2 separate regions of the Homo sapiens genome follow, and region 2 is linked to region 1. Evidence: chromatin contacts called from ENCODE Hi-C or POLR2A ChIA-PET data. All regions are on one chromosome and are shown on one strand. The core of a region is the stretch at or near the end of the contact, and the rest is flanking DNA. Distances in the headings are between cores, read along the strand shown. Region 1 overlaps SNX18 (sorting nexin 18). Region 2 has its middle 110 kb from the start of LINC02998.

Region 1 (5,955 bases), core at 1,067-3,566:
GCCCTGCCAGTGCGAGGCAGCGGGAAAACCACAGGAGTGAGGCGTGTCCTTACATTTAAAACAGCTGAGTTAGGAATTATCTCCACAGCCTCGTGATCGTGAAGGGATGTGAAGCAGCACTCAGGATAACGAAGAGTGCTTGTGCTGCTCACCAGTCGGTACCACCGTGGCATACATGGCAATTGGGACAATGGAGTTTACAATTTCAGACAAAAACTGGAAAATTACTTGAAAACGAGAAATGCATTATTTGCAGATATTCTGCTAACTCCAGCATGAACCACAGTGCACTCAGATAGGGTCCCATAAGTGCCCTGGCTCTGCGTGTGTGCTCTATCTTGCCTTGCCTTGGCTTCTCTCGTAAAGAGCAGGGGCCACTTTACTCTCTTCCTGGCCCCATCTAGAGGGACTTCTGTTTAGATTTATTTTAGCAGCTTCTATTTAGATTTATTTTGGCTTGGGTCTCCCTTTATCTTTCTAGAAAAAAAGAAAATAAGGTTTTACCTTTCATTAAAGGTACTTTCCCAAGTTCACTCTTTGGTACAGATATGCTTGTTGTATGTCACGTGTCGAAAGTGTTGGCAGCTTGCAAACATATCTATTGTTGCTTTTTTTTTTTCTTTTTTTTTTTTTGTAGAGACCAGTATGCGTGCACATGCCTCAGGTAATTAAAGAACTGGGCACTGCAGACCTGAGGCCCCTATTTGTGTTCTCTGAATTTGAACCATTATATGGGTTTTACTTTTACAAAGTTAGTTTTTTAAAAGTTTCATTGTATGGTCAGCATTATCAAGGATAGTATGTCTACCTTATTTTATTAAGATTCTGTGGGTATCAGATCTTTAAGAAAAGAAACAATACATGGTTTTCTTTCTTACTCTCAAATTTTAAAGTCTTCATCTATATTTGCTTGGCTACAGGCAAATCAACATTGCCACCATACCCAAAAACACTTCTCAAATAAAGACACTGTGTTTTCAGAATTCTCCTGAAACTATCACCCTAGTAATTTTATCACGTTTAATATTCATTATGGGCTGGAACACAAGAACCTTTATGTATATAAAATTACCAGCAAGAAACAGTTTTACCAAATAAACCACAAGAGGTACAATCATGTGATTTCTCTCTTCATTTTTGGAATGAGGTAAACTGTATGACTATATATGCATAGTAACTAAAATAATCATCTTTTAAGGTATTTATACGCAAGTGAATATTTGTATTCAAACTGAATGTCATTCTGCCTTTAGACATTAGGTGATTGCTGAATGAAGCTATAAGAACTACTTAATTAGAATATTATAACAATGCTTTTACCTGAAACAGACTAATGATATTTTCAGGATGAAATCAAGCTTAGAGGCCTGAATTCTTTAAGTGATTTTTTTTCCATCAAGTGACCAGGTTTTTTTCTTTTTGCAGTTGACTATGCTTGTCTTGATCCTCTTCCCTCCTTTTCAAAATGGTTCAAAAGTTCTCTTTGTCATTTATTATATTTATGAATTAAAAAGTGAATTTTAAATTACCTTTGAATTTTGATAGTTATTAGCTTTAGGGACCTTCATTAGTCCATTCAGAAAATTGCTTTCCCTGACTTGAGTTCAGTATTAATTTTGTACCCTCCAGGGTTTATTAATGTGGTCTAAACCTGGAACCCACTTAGTATGAATCCATGCAGGAATAGTATTTAGGGTCTGGAGGTGGTTTGTGGGTTGCTCATCCCTATGTTGGTGGCATAGGCTCCTAGGAGGCGTTGGGTACTGGTGTAGTGTGCTGTGCTTTGAGGCCGATCTATGGGGCTTTGCGATCGCCATGGGTAGGGTATCCCCCCTTGGGCCACATACAAGGGAATTGCCTGAGTTGGGCAGACCCAGGTTCACATGCAGCTGGACACTGAGTAAAATTATTTAGTTTCTCTGAGTTTCACTTTCTGCCTCTGAAAATGGTGGCAATGATTACTTTTATTTCACGGTTAAAGAGAAGAAAATGAGACATGCGAAGTGCAGAGCACAGGTGTGCACAGTGCAGGCGCTTCTCTGTGATGATCAAGTGGCTGGACGGCTGCCCTAGTTCTCTATTTTAAGTGGATGCTGGCCTTTGCTTTTTGAGACATTTTGCTCAAAACAATATGAAAAAGTAAATATTAGAGCAGAGAGGGGGAAGGGTAATCAACAAGTAGGTGGAGACCAACAGGGAGGAAGGAAAGGGGAGGGGAAGAAGTTAATGGGGAGTTAGTAGGGAAGGCCAGGGTGTGGATCCCAGCAATGAGAGGATAAGAACCCAACAGGCCACGCTGACCAAATTAGCATTTTCTTTCAGCATGTTACGTGTGCCAGGGAATGAAGAAAAACAGGCCGAGTCCAGTCTTGAGCGACTTCTAAGCAGCTGTCCCTGCTGCCCTTCAGCCTGTCTCCTGTTCTTTCCCGTACACCATGGCTTCTGTTTCCTGGGGAAGGGCCCCTGGAAGACAGAAATCGAGTTAATGTTTTTGGCACATTCATGATTTCAAAATTAAATAAGGTGCTTTCTTTTTTCTTTTTTTTTTTTTTAAGGGAGAAAATGTAGCCTTTGGATTCCTGTTGCTTAGTGACTGGGCCTTTTGTATAATTAGTCTTAGAAGAGACAAAACATACTGAGAATAAGAGATTGGATTGAGGAAAGGAAGGCAAAGTTCAGGTACAAGGACTGGATGGGGTTGGACTGGGAGCTCTTGGAGCCATGGCAAGCCCTGTGGGGACCTGAGTTTGGGGGCAGGCAGAAAGAGGGAAAACGGTAAGGAGGCCAGACAGCTTCTTTAAAGGGAGGGCAGGGCCTTGCCTGGTTAAAATGGCTGAGGCAGTACAGTGTATGAGGGCTTTTTTTTCTTTCTTTCTTTTTTTTTCCCCCTGTCTCACTTTGATGGGTCAGAAGTTTCCAGGAAAGTTCTGGTTAAAATGCCTGAGGCAGTACAGCGTATGAGGATTTGCTTTTTTGTTTTGTTTTTTTTTTCCCTCTGTCTCACTTTGATGGGTCAGAAATTTCCAGGAAAGTTGTTCTCCCTGCAAATGAGAAGCAGAGGAACATGGAACAGAGAAGTTTAGTGCAGTGCAAGTACATCTGCTAGTGTGCTGGTTGAGTTTCAGCTTGCAGTGTGTTCTTAATATGTGCTCATGGGCTACATGACTCGAGAGATTCACTACTCTCATACTGTCATTCTAGAAAAAAATTGGCATTGAAATCCTAAGTGTTAGCGTTTACTGATGGAAATAGTTTAATGATATGCTGTGTAAATACTGTGATGCTTTTGAACATGGTGCTGATTTCTAATTCATAATTTATAAATGATTTTTAAAAATTTGAGCCTTTTAAGGTAATATTAATGAACCTTGTCACATGATTAAATTCTTTTGTTTTCATTGTTTTATATTCATTGCAAACATGAGTAACATAATTCCTCTAAAATTGAGAATATATGTATTATAAACAAAGACATAGTTATTTCTTGCTTTGGTCTTTTCAGCCTGAGCATCCTTTAGAACTGCGAGATGGCTTACATTGGTTAGATACAAAGAAAAAAGGTAGGAGGGGATAGAAGTGAATTTAGGACATTCGATTTCTCTGGAGCTAGGACTGGTGATGGAGAAGTGGGGCAAAGTACCTTTCTCTGAGCTTGGGAAATTGCACTGATATGAAAATGAGCCCTGTTGGGAATTTTCCAGGTACAGAATCAGCGTGGGAATCTAGGAGGTTTTGTTAATAACAAATCCTAAAGCAAAGTAAAAATATTGGTTTAATTTTCCTTTTAACTCTCAAAACATAGAAAGGAAAGGACCCTTTTCAACAATGTAGTAGGGTCAAGTCTCCATCTCAGGCCTCAATACACTAATCCACTCAATCTGTGCCCACAAAGAGGGTAATAGGTCTCCTGAATGAGGATGCCCTGCTTGGAAGGGAGAATGGGACGTGCCAGGGCTGGCAGGCATGTGGAGGTGGGGTCTTTGCCATGAATTAGCTGTGGGACTTTGAACAAGTAGCTCACCCTCTTGTTTGTAGAATGGAGAGACTTGTATAAAAACTCTTCTAAGACCTTTTTAGCTTTATTAAAAACAAAAATTTGAGAGCCAGCTCTGCCCTTCTTACCTGGGAGGTAGCTCTGCCTTGCCTTCCCCAGAGGGCATCTCCAGGACTGGAGTGTGGGAAGGTGCCCTTGGGCTCCTGCCTCTCATTTAGGAATTAGACCTCAGGGTTATTAGTTCCTGAGTGCACTTTCTGTCCTGTGGAAGAATTCGAGTAATCCACCAAACTAATTCAGTAATTAAGTTGAACTCTCAACCAAAACTTCACTCTCAACAGGTAAACCTAGAGCTTACTCTAGGATCCTTCCTGCCTCCTTCACAGAGATCCCCTGAAGAAGAAATAGCTGCAGTGTGTTGGAGGCTCAGCCTAGGCGGCACTCTGGGCTCCTTTTGCCTGTTCGGTATCACTGTATTGGGATGTGGTTGAAATCGATTGCCTCACTTTAAATAATTATTTTTCCTGTACTTCAAATTCATTTTTTTTTTATTATACTTTAAGTTCTAGGGTACATGTGCACAGCGTGCAGGTTTGTTACATATGTATACATGCGCCATGTTGGTGTGCTGCACCCATTAACTAGTCATTTACATTACGTATATCTCCTAATGCTATCCCTCCCCCCTCCCCCAACCCCACGACAGGCCCCGGTGTGTGATGTTCCCCTTCCTGTGTCCAAGTGTTCTCATTGTTCAATTCCACCTATGAGTGAGAACACGCAGTGTTTGGTTTTCTGTCCTTGCAGTAGTTTGCTCAGAATGATGGTTTCCAGCTTCATCCATGTCCCTACAAAGGACGTGAACTCATCATTTTTTATGGCTGCATAGTATTCCATGGTGTATGTGTGCCACATTTTCTTAATCCAGTCTATCATTGATGGTCATTTGGGTTGGTTCCAAGTCTTTGCTGTTGTGAACAGTGCCGCAATAAACATACGTGTGTATGTGTCTTCATAGTAGCATGATTTATAATCCTTTGGATATATACCCAGTAATGGGATGGCTGGGTCAAATGGTATTTCTAGTTCTAGATCCTTGAGGAATTGCCACACTGTCTTCCACAATAGTTGAACTAGTTTACAGTCCTACCAACAGTGTAAAAGTGTTCCTATTTCTCCACATCCTCTCCAGCACCTGTTGTTTCCTGATTTTCTAATGATTGCCATTGTAACTGGTGTGAGATGATATCTCATTGTGGTTTTGATTTGCATTTCTCTGATGGCCAGTGATGATGAACATTTCTTCATGTGTCTGTCAGCTGCATAAATGTCTTCTTTTGAGATGTATTTTTCAGGCTGGGCGCTGCAGCTTATGCTTATAATCCCAGCAGTTTGGGAGGCTGAGGCGGGCGGATCACTTGAGCTCAGGAGTTGGAGACCGGCCTGGACAACATGGTGAAACCTTGTCTCTACAGTTTAAATTAAATAAAGAGAGAGAGAGAGAAGAAAATTTCTTTTCAGTTGTGTAACTTGGAGAGGCTGCACTACTTCATGTATGAATAGTGTTTTCTTCTGAATTGGAAACGGTACTACTTAATTGTTAGGTTTTTTAAAGAGTATATTCACACTGGTCTGTATTGTCAGCCGCTTTTTAAATCTCTATTTAATGTGCACCTGCACTTTCTTTTCATAATAAAATCGTAATATGCTCATGCTATTCCAGATGCAGCTAACTAATGAAGCAGTTTCAGTTTACAGTGACATTGTCGTTGGAAAATGTTTTTCCCTCTGATTATACCTGTTTATTATTTTCTTTCATCTTAAAGCTGTTCCCCTAACTATGAGTACTGTGGGATCTTTTGTTTGTTCTAACAGTGATGTTTTTGACCTTAAACTTCATTATATAATTGCTCCCCCATTCTTTCATTTCCGTCTTCTGTTTTGAAAGCAGAGTGGTGGCA
Region 2 (6,375 bases), core at 3,347-5,846, 100 kb after region 1:
CAAGCAGGTGGTGATGGCATCATAGAAGATATAAATGGAATATAAGACATTCACTCACTTCCCCAAACATACTTAGATCCTGAGTCTTGGTTTCCGCATTTTAAAAGGATAGAGTTGGGTGACTGAATGAAGCTGGAACTAAAAGTGTGCCTGGTTCTGTCTGGGTTAAACATAGGACCCCACAAGGGAATGGACTCCAGGAACCAGGTTCATATTGTATCAGTAACAAGCTGATATTAGTAGCTGTAGGACATTGGGCAAGTTACTTAACACCCCTGTGTCTCAGTTTCTCCATCTAAAAATGGTTATAATATTATATACCTCATAGGTACTATAGGTGTATAATGCATTTACAAGTGCTGTAACAGTGTGTGGTAGAAATACTCAACAAATGTTACCTGTTACTATGCATTTTGCATTGCACTAATGAACTTTTGGAAGATCTTCCAGCTTAGTGAGAGCTTAATGGAGCTTGAACATAAATTTCACTTTGTGTGCTGGGATAGTAAGCCATGTTCTTTTAGAGTCAACACATTTTTACTGAGGCCCTACCTTGTGCAAAGGTGCTTTGCCTTCATGGAGCTATTCATCTTGTTGGGAGACACTTATTTTATTGTTGGCTTACTTGTCCAGAAACACACGAAGTATTATGAACAAGAGAAGCATCTGCCAGTACTTGGAATCCTTTCTGCTTTGCTTTCATGGCTATAATTTCATTTTGACCCCAAACAACAGCCCTGAGCAAAATGTGCAGTACTCTGAAGAGTGGTTTTCAATACTTAATATCTTAAGGAGTTTGTTGGTCCTTGGGAACTAACAAGGGTGGCAGATGAAATTGATTTAAGGGTCTCCCTCCTCCCCCATATACACACTTTTTCCAGCCAGAATTCCTCTCTTCTAACATGCTTATTGGATTTCCTTATAAGGCTATGGTTGAATCAGGGTCCTGCTGGGTGTAGAGAGTGGGGTGGAAGAAGAATTCCAAGGTGTGGCTTTGTCCTGGGCAAGTTAGGACTTCTGAGGGACCATGACACAGAACTGATACATTCAGGAAAGAGGGGCAGAGTTTAGTGTTTGCTTCCCTTTGGGTTATTCTCAGTGGATAGGAGCCAGTAAACCAAACTTGTCCAACCTGTGGCCCACGGGCTGCTGCATGCAGCCCAGGATAGCTTTGAATGTGGCCCAACACAATTTCATAAACTTTTCTAAAACATTACGAAATTTTTTTGCGATTTTTTTTTTCAGCTCATCAGCGATCCTTAGTGTTAATGTATTTTATGTGTGGCCCAGGACAATTCTTCTCCCAATGTGGCTCAGAAAACTCAAAAGATTGGACACGCCTGCAACAATTTAGACCCCACTAAAATCATTTCTGAGCACACCTTCACTTACAGTTACACACAAAAACCCTGCAAATATGATGTTGAAATAGGGGAATAACATCCCAAATTAAAAAAAAATTCATGACAAGGCTGAAAGACATATAATACATTTATAAATATACACCATTTTGGAATGTTTTTAAAAATTGAGCGTCTTATTCATAAAATAAGCATCTTTAGGATAATTAATGTTTGTCAGCATACTTGTTTCAGTGCACTGGAAATTAACTAACTGAATTTCCTTTAAAAACTAAATTTTTGTTACAAATAGAACTACAAGCTATTGAACTTACAATTTTGCAATTTTAAAGCAGCCGGAAAATAATTTTATAGTGATTCATTTTTGAACTTTGTCTCCAGAATATATTTTTCTAGAAAAATATATTTTGAAATTTGTGTCTAAGAATACATATTTCAAAATGTGTTTATGTCTCCTTATTGGTAGACATAAACACATTTTGTGTTTTTTGTGTTTTCTAGAGTCTCAAAATATATTTGTGTTGCTCTGGGCCATTTGGGGGAGAATATTCCCAAAGTAGTGCTTATTATAATCATAAGCCTTAATTATTATTATTAATATTATAATACTATATATCGTTTTCCTTTCTTAGTCTTTAGCAGAGTTCACTTTGAAAACGCCAGCTTCCCTTTGCTGTGAAAAGGGAAAATATAAGAAAATTCTTACAGACAATAAAAACCATAGAAAAGCCACCAAGTTTCTAAAATACTTGCTGGGCTTCCATGTTTCCCTGTAAAATCAGTGCCTCTGATCTTCTTCTGCTCCAGGCTTTAAGGAGTGGCACCATTTTCCCTGGTGCATTTCCTGGCATTTTTTTCTTCTTGCTGTTTGCCTTGTTTTATTTTATTAAAGTGACCTCATCATGTTGGTCCCAGCAGGTCAATCAATTGCCCCATTGATTTCAGGAATGGAAAATAATGGCCGTCTATGGGCTGGAGGTAGCATATGTAGTGGATGCTGTGGTCTCAGCAGAGATCTTTCAGGACGAGGTACTCATATACCAACTATGGGGAGAGTTGGCTGACTTCAGGTACAACCTGTGTACAGGGCCCCATGCTCAGAGGGCCTCGCACTTGATTTAATGCTCTGCTGCTGCCATCTTGAAATTTGTAATACTTTTTGAACATTGGCTTCAACATTTTCTTTTTGCACTGGGCCCTACAAATTATGTATTCAGTCCTGATGACCACACTCACGGGGAAACCTACCTAGAGCATCATGTGCAGTGGAAACCTGAGATGTTCCCTGAGCTCATCAGGAGTGACTGTTTTGATGTGTTGGCTCTGCCTACCATGGATGTGGGAAGAGGTGAGGGGCAATGGGGATGCTAAATGCTTCCCATCACTGGCTGACTGGGGCAAACACCAGCTTAGGAGAAAGGCTTAGCTGGGTGCTCCAATCCTCTGGGCCCACTCACGTCTTTGTTCTGGTCTAAGAGATGCTAGACTCTAGCCTTCCTAAGCTTCTGAAGCTTTCCATGATGCTCAGTCAGGGGCATCCACTCTTCTCCTTCCCTTTCCCCATCAGGCCCATTCAGAAGTGGGCCTGAACGGGGATGAGGCCCTCTAAGTCTACTGATATCACTTTTTCATTTTCACAACCCAACAATACTTTACCTGCTTAAACAATGAAGCACATGACATTTTGATGAAGTCTTCCTGGTGCAACTTTTTTTTTTATCTCTGGAGCATTTTGCTATGGGGAGAAAAATCAAGCAATAAAATCTTCAGTGAAAAAAAAAATTGAGTTGTATGCATAACGGAAACATCACCTCATCTCTTCTGTTCTCTTTTAATAGCACTTTTGCAAAACTACCCAGTAAACCTGTACGTTGTTCATGCCTGAGCCATGCTCAACCTCTATACCTTTCCCCAGCCCCTACTCTGCTTTTTGCCCCAAACCTGCCTCTTTCCACAACTACAATTTCTATTCCTAGAGTTGCATCAAAAATGAGTAAGGAAAAAAGAAAACTGCTTATTACTGCTAAGTGGAATGTTCATCTAAACAGAAAATGCACCCAATTTTAAATTAGTAAAAATAATTGCTAACATGCATATAACACTTGAAAGAATACCTGGCACAGATATTAAGCACTTTAGAACTCACTTACTCCTCACAGTGTGTTGCAGCACAAAGAAGTTAAATGAATTTCCTAATATTACTTTACAGTGAAAGTGGATGGGGCCAGGATTCAAAACCAGTTTGCCTGTATTCTTTCTTAACCACTATGCCATCTCCACATGTGTCCTCAAGTCAAATGGTGAGGACTTCATCAAATATGTTATTTTTTTACCTTAAATATAAAGTTTAAGAGACTAATGAGGCAATAGCCAAATAGACAACTTGGTCAAAGTTTGCACATTGACAAATGCAAATTCTAGTTCAGTGTGGAACAGTGGATGTGTGACAATTGGTAAATGAATTTTATTTGTTCAGTCTTGAAAAGACCAAGAATACAAGCAGAACATGTAAAGGGGAGAGCCATCATAAAAGTGCTTAAATGTATCAGAATGGAGAGAAGAATTTTGCGACTTTGCACCTGAAAAAGGAATACAAACACAGAACTACTTCCAAATATCTGAAATAAATCTCCTATAATTTTCTTATGAATTAATCATAAATAAAATATTATCTTTCAACCTTTTGTACATTTTGAATAACTGTTACCATAATTCATTTTCATCAAATATCCTTTGGCGTGAGAAAAGTGGATTTTCAGATATTTTATTAGTGTCAATTTTATCAAAGAAATTTTCTAATAATATAGATTTTGCCAGCTGGTACCAACAAGGAGGAATGAAGTGGTGGTGGGGTGGGGTAGGCTAGGTTCAGGGACAGGGAGTGGAAAGAGGGGCGCTAGAAAAGATAATAAAAATAGTACATACTAGGTAACAGGTTTCAACAAAAATGATAATTGAGGAGACACGCCAGAGTGGTGTGAGGGTCAAAACAGGGCAGTTGACATTACCTGATAATTTATTTTTTAAGCTCTGTGTTAAAACAGTTGTGTCAAAATGGCCTCTTGGTAATCCCCTGCATAACAACTCCGTGGGGTGAGATGTGTGAAATGCCTGGGATGGTGCCGGGCCCTCTGGAGGGGCCATACTCTACATGACCTTGCAAACGGCTTCTCTTTCACAGCTTTCCAGAAGAGCAAACCTAAGTCAGAGTAGAGAGGCTTGTTCCAACCAGCTCTAGGCTTTCGCCTTCACGCAGCAGGAAACCCGGGCTGCTCTCCAGCTTCTCCAAGACTTCACCCAGCTTTCAAACTCAAACTGCTGGACTGGAGAGAGAGAGAGAGAGAGAGAGAGAGAACATTTTCTCCAATTTCAAAATCTCTGTACAAAACTCATGTAATTGTTCAGTAGTCACCAAGGTGCGGGCTCCCATCATTCCTTTTGGAATTCATTCCCCATTTATATTCTAACTCTACATGAAGCTTTCTTTAACAATGGCTGCTGCATAGATAGTATGTTGACTTTAATAACTTAAAAATAGCTGCCACGGTGCATTTTTAGATATAGTTAATGGTACTTTCTGAGAATCTGTGGTTTTTGAAAGATAGTGATCTTCCCCCCAACCCCAGTCCACAGATATGTGAAGCTAAAAAATAAAAAGGGGGAGGGACTTGGAGACAGATATCCTGAGCGTATGCTATGTTTTTCTGACACCTCTGAGTTTTATAAACTTAGAGAACCATTCTTGGATCCTTAGTTTTTGTATCTATAAAATGGATGTCACACTATGCCTCATCTTTAAATGAAACTTGAGACAGCTGAATAATAGCAGATTACATTTAAAAAAATTTTTTGGTGAAGAATTTTTATTTTAAGAGGGCTTGGTATCTTCTTTGTTGTTTGTTTTTTATTTGTCATTTCCTGACATAGGGTATTGGTATCTAAAAGGATGGCTCATGAGGAAAAAATATAGACCAATGACTGGCACTGACTGCTAATATTTATTGCATATGTACAAATATTTTACATGTATCACTTCATTTTAGCCTCATAACAATCTTACAAGATATGTATTTTTATTATCTACCTGTATAGATAAAGAAAACAAGCATAGAGAGAGTTGAGCCACCCGCTTGCCTAAGGTCAGCCAGGAGAAATGGTAGAAGCTGGATCTGAGCCCTGGCCACACCCCTCCAGGGCCCGACCTCAAGACCTCATAACATCATCCTTTGAAGGCCTGAGGTGGGACCCTTCCCACCTCCACTCCATGGGCCAGCTACTAGAGCAGTAATTCTGCTCAGACATAAGGTCTCTTTTAAAATATTATTTACTTTTTATTCATTCTATAGGCCTCACTTTAGATTGGATTTATCTCAATAGAGAGGAATACAAATGTGGATAAAAATCATGTCTACATATTGAAAACTTCATTAGAAATAAACATTTTAATGTTCTGCCATGAGTTTCCTAACTTAGTCCTTTTGAGGCTGACAGTAAAAATTTGCCTTCAGAGGTAACAGTGGGTAGGCCACCGAATGCTCTCCCAATCAGAGAACTTATAGTTTATAACCAGCAATCTAGGGACATGAGCATTTTAAAATTCCAGTTTTTTTGAAGGTGTATCATGTTTTAAAAAAAAATTTTTCAGAAAAAGCAATGCATTAGAATCCATACATGTATTTGTAGAATGTATGGAGTGGCTATTCTTAATTGTGGCTGATCACAATAGCTGGCATATCATAGGGGATCAGTAAATACATTTCAAATGAACAGATGGACAAATGAACTTGGTAAAGCCAATGTCACTTCCAGTTCTTGCCAAAATAATATTATCTAATATTTATTGATAGCTGATTATATGCCAAGTATAGTCTAAATGTATAAAATGCCCTCACTCATTTAACTCTCAAACAATGCTAGGAGGTAAGGACTATTTTTAATCTTTATTTTTCACGAGAATCTTGAGGACCAGAAATAGTAACTTGCTCAAAGTAAGTTACGCACCCAAAATTCAGAC

What was found. A loop is a pair of places that touch in the nucleus more often than their neighbours do. ChIA-PET counts read pairs that join two places held with the same protein, here RNA polymerase II (POLR2A). Pooled maps may share reads with other maps.
Region 2: a loop to region 1 is called in a map of endothelial cell of hepatic sinusoid, with 3 times the contacts of the local background. The contact joins two enhancer-like sites. A Hi-C loop is called at or near these places in 30 of 168 maps with a recorded cell type or tissue (CD14-positive monocyte, Calu3, HepG2 and 18 more) and 14 of 50 pooled maps. POLR2A ChIA-PET finds 5 or more read pairs at or near these places in 3 of 52 experiments (CD4-positive, alpha-beta T cell, OCI-LY7 and activated T-cell).

What each region holds. Positions count from the first base shown.
Region 1 is chr5:54,531,700-54,537,654 of GRCh38, forward strand. The region is part of intron 1 of SNX18 (sorting nexin 18); the gene reads left to right. Among named protein-coding and RNA genes, the nearest start is that of SNX18, 17 kb to the left of the region's middle. Within about 2 kb of position 2,317, at least 13 of the 41 ENCODE cell types and tissues checked have a DNase peak (open chromatin) inside an H3K27ac peak, as active enhancers do; they include ascending aorta, where a contact is called at or near this core.
Region 2 is chr5:54,633,300-54,639,674 of GRCh38, forward strand. It overlaps a transcript of SNX18 not described here. Among named protein-coding and RNA genes, the nearest start is that of LINC02998, 110 kb to the right of the region's middle. RefSeq lists an enhancer at 6,213-6,375. Within about 2 kb of position 4,597, at least 4 of the 41 ENCODE cell types and tissues checked have a DNase peak (open chromatin) inside an H3K27ac peak, as active enhancers do; they include ascending aorta, where a contact is called at or near this core.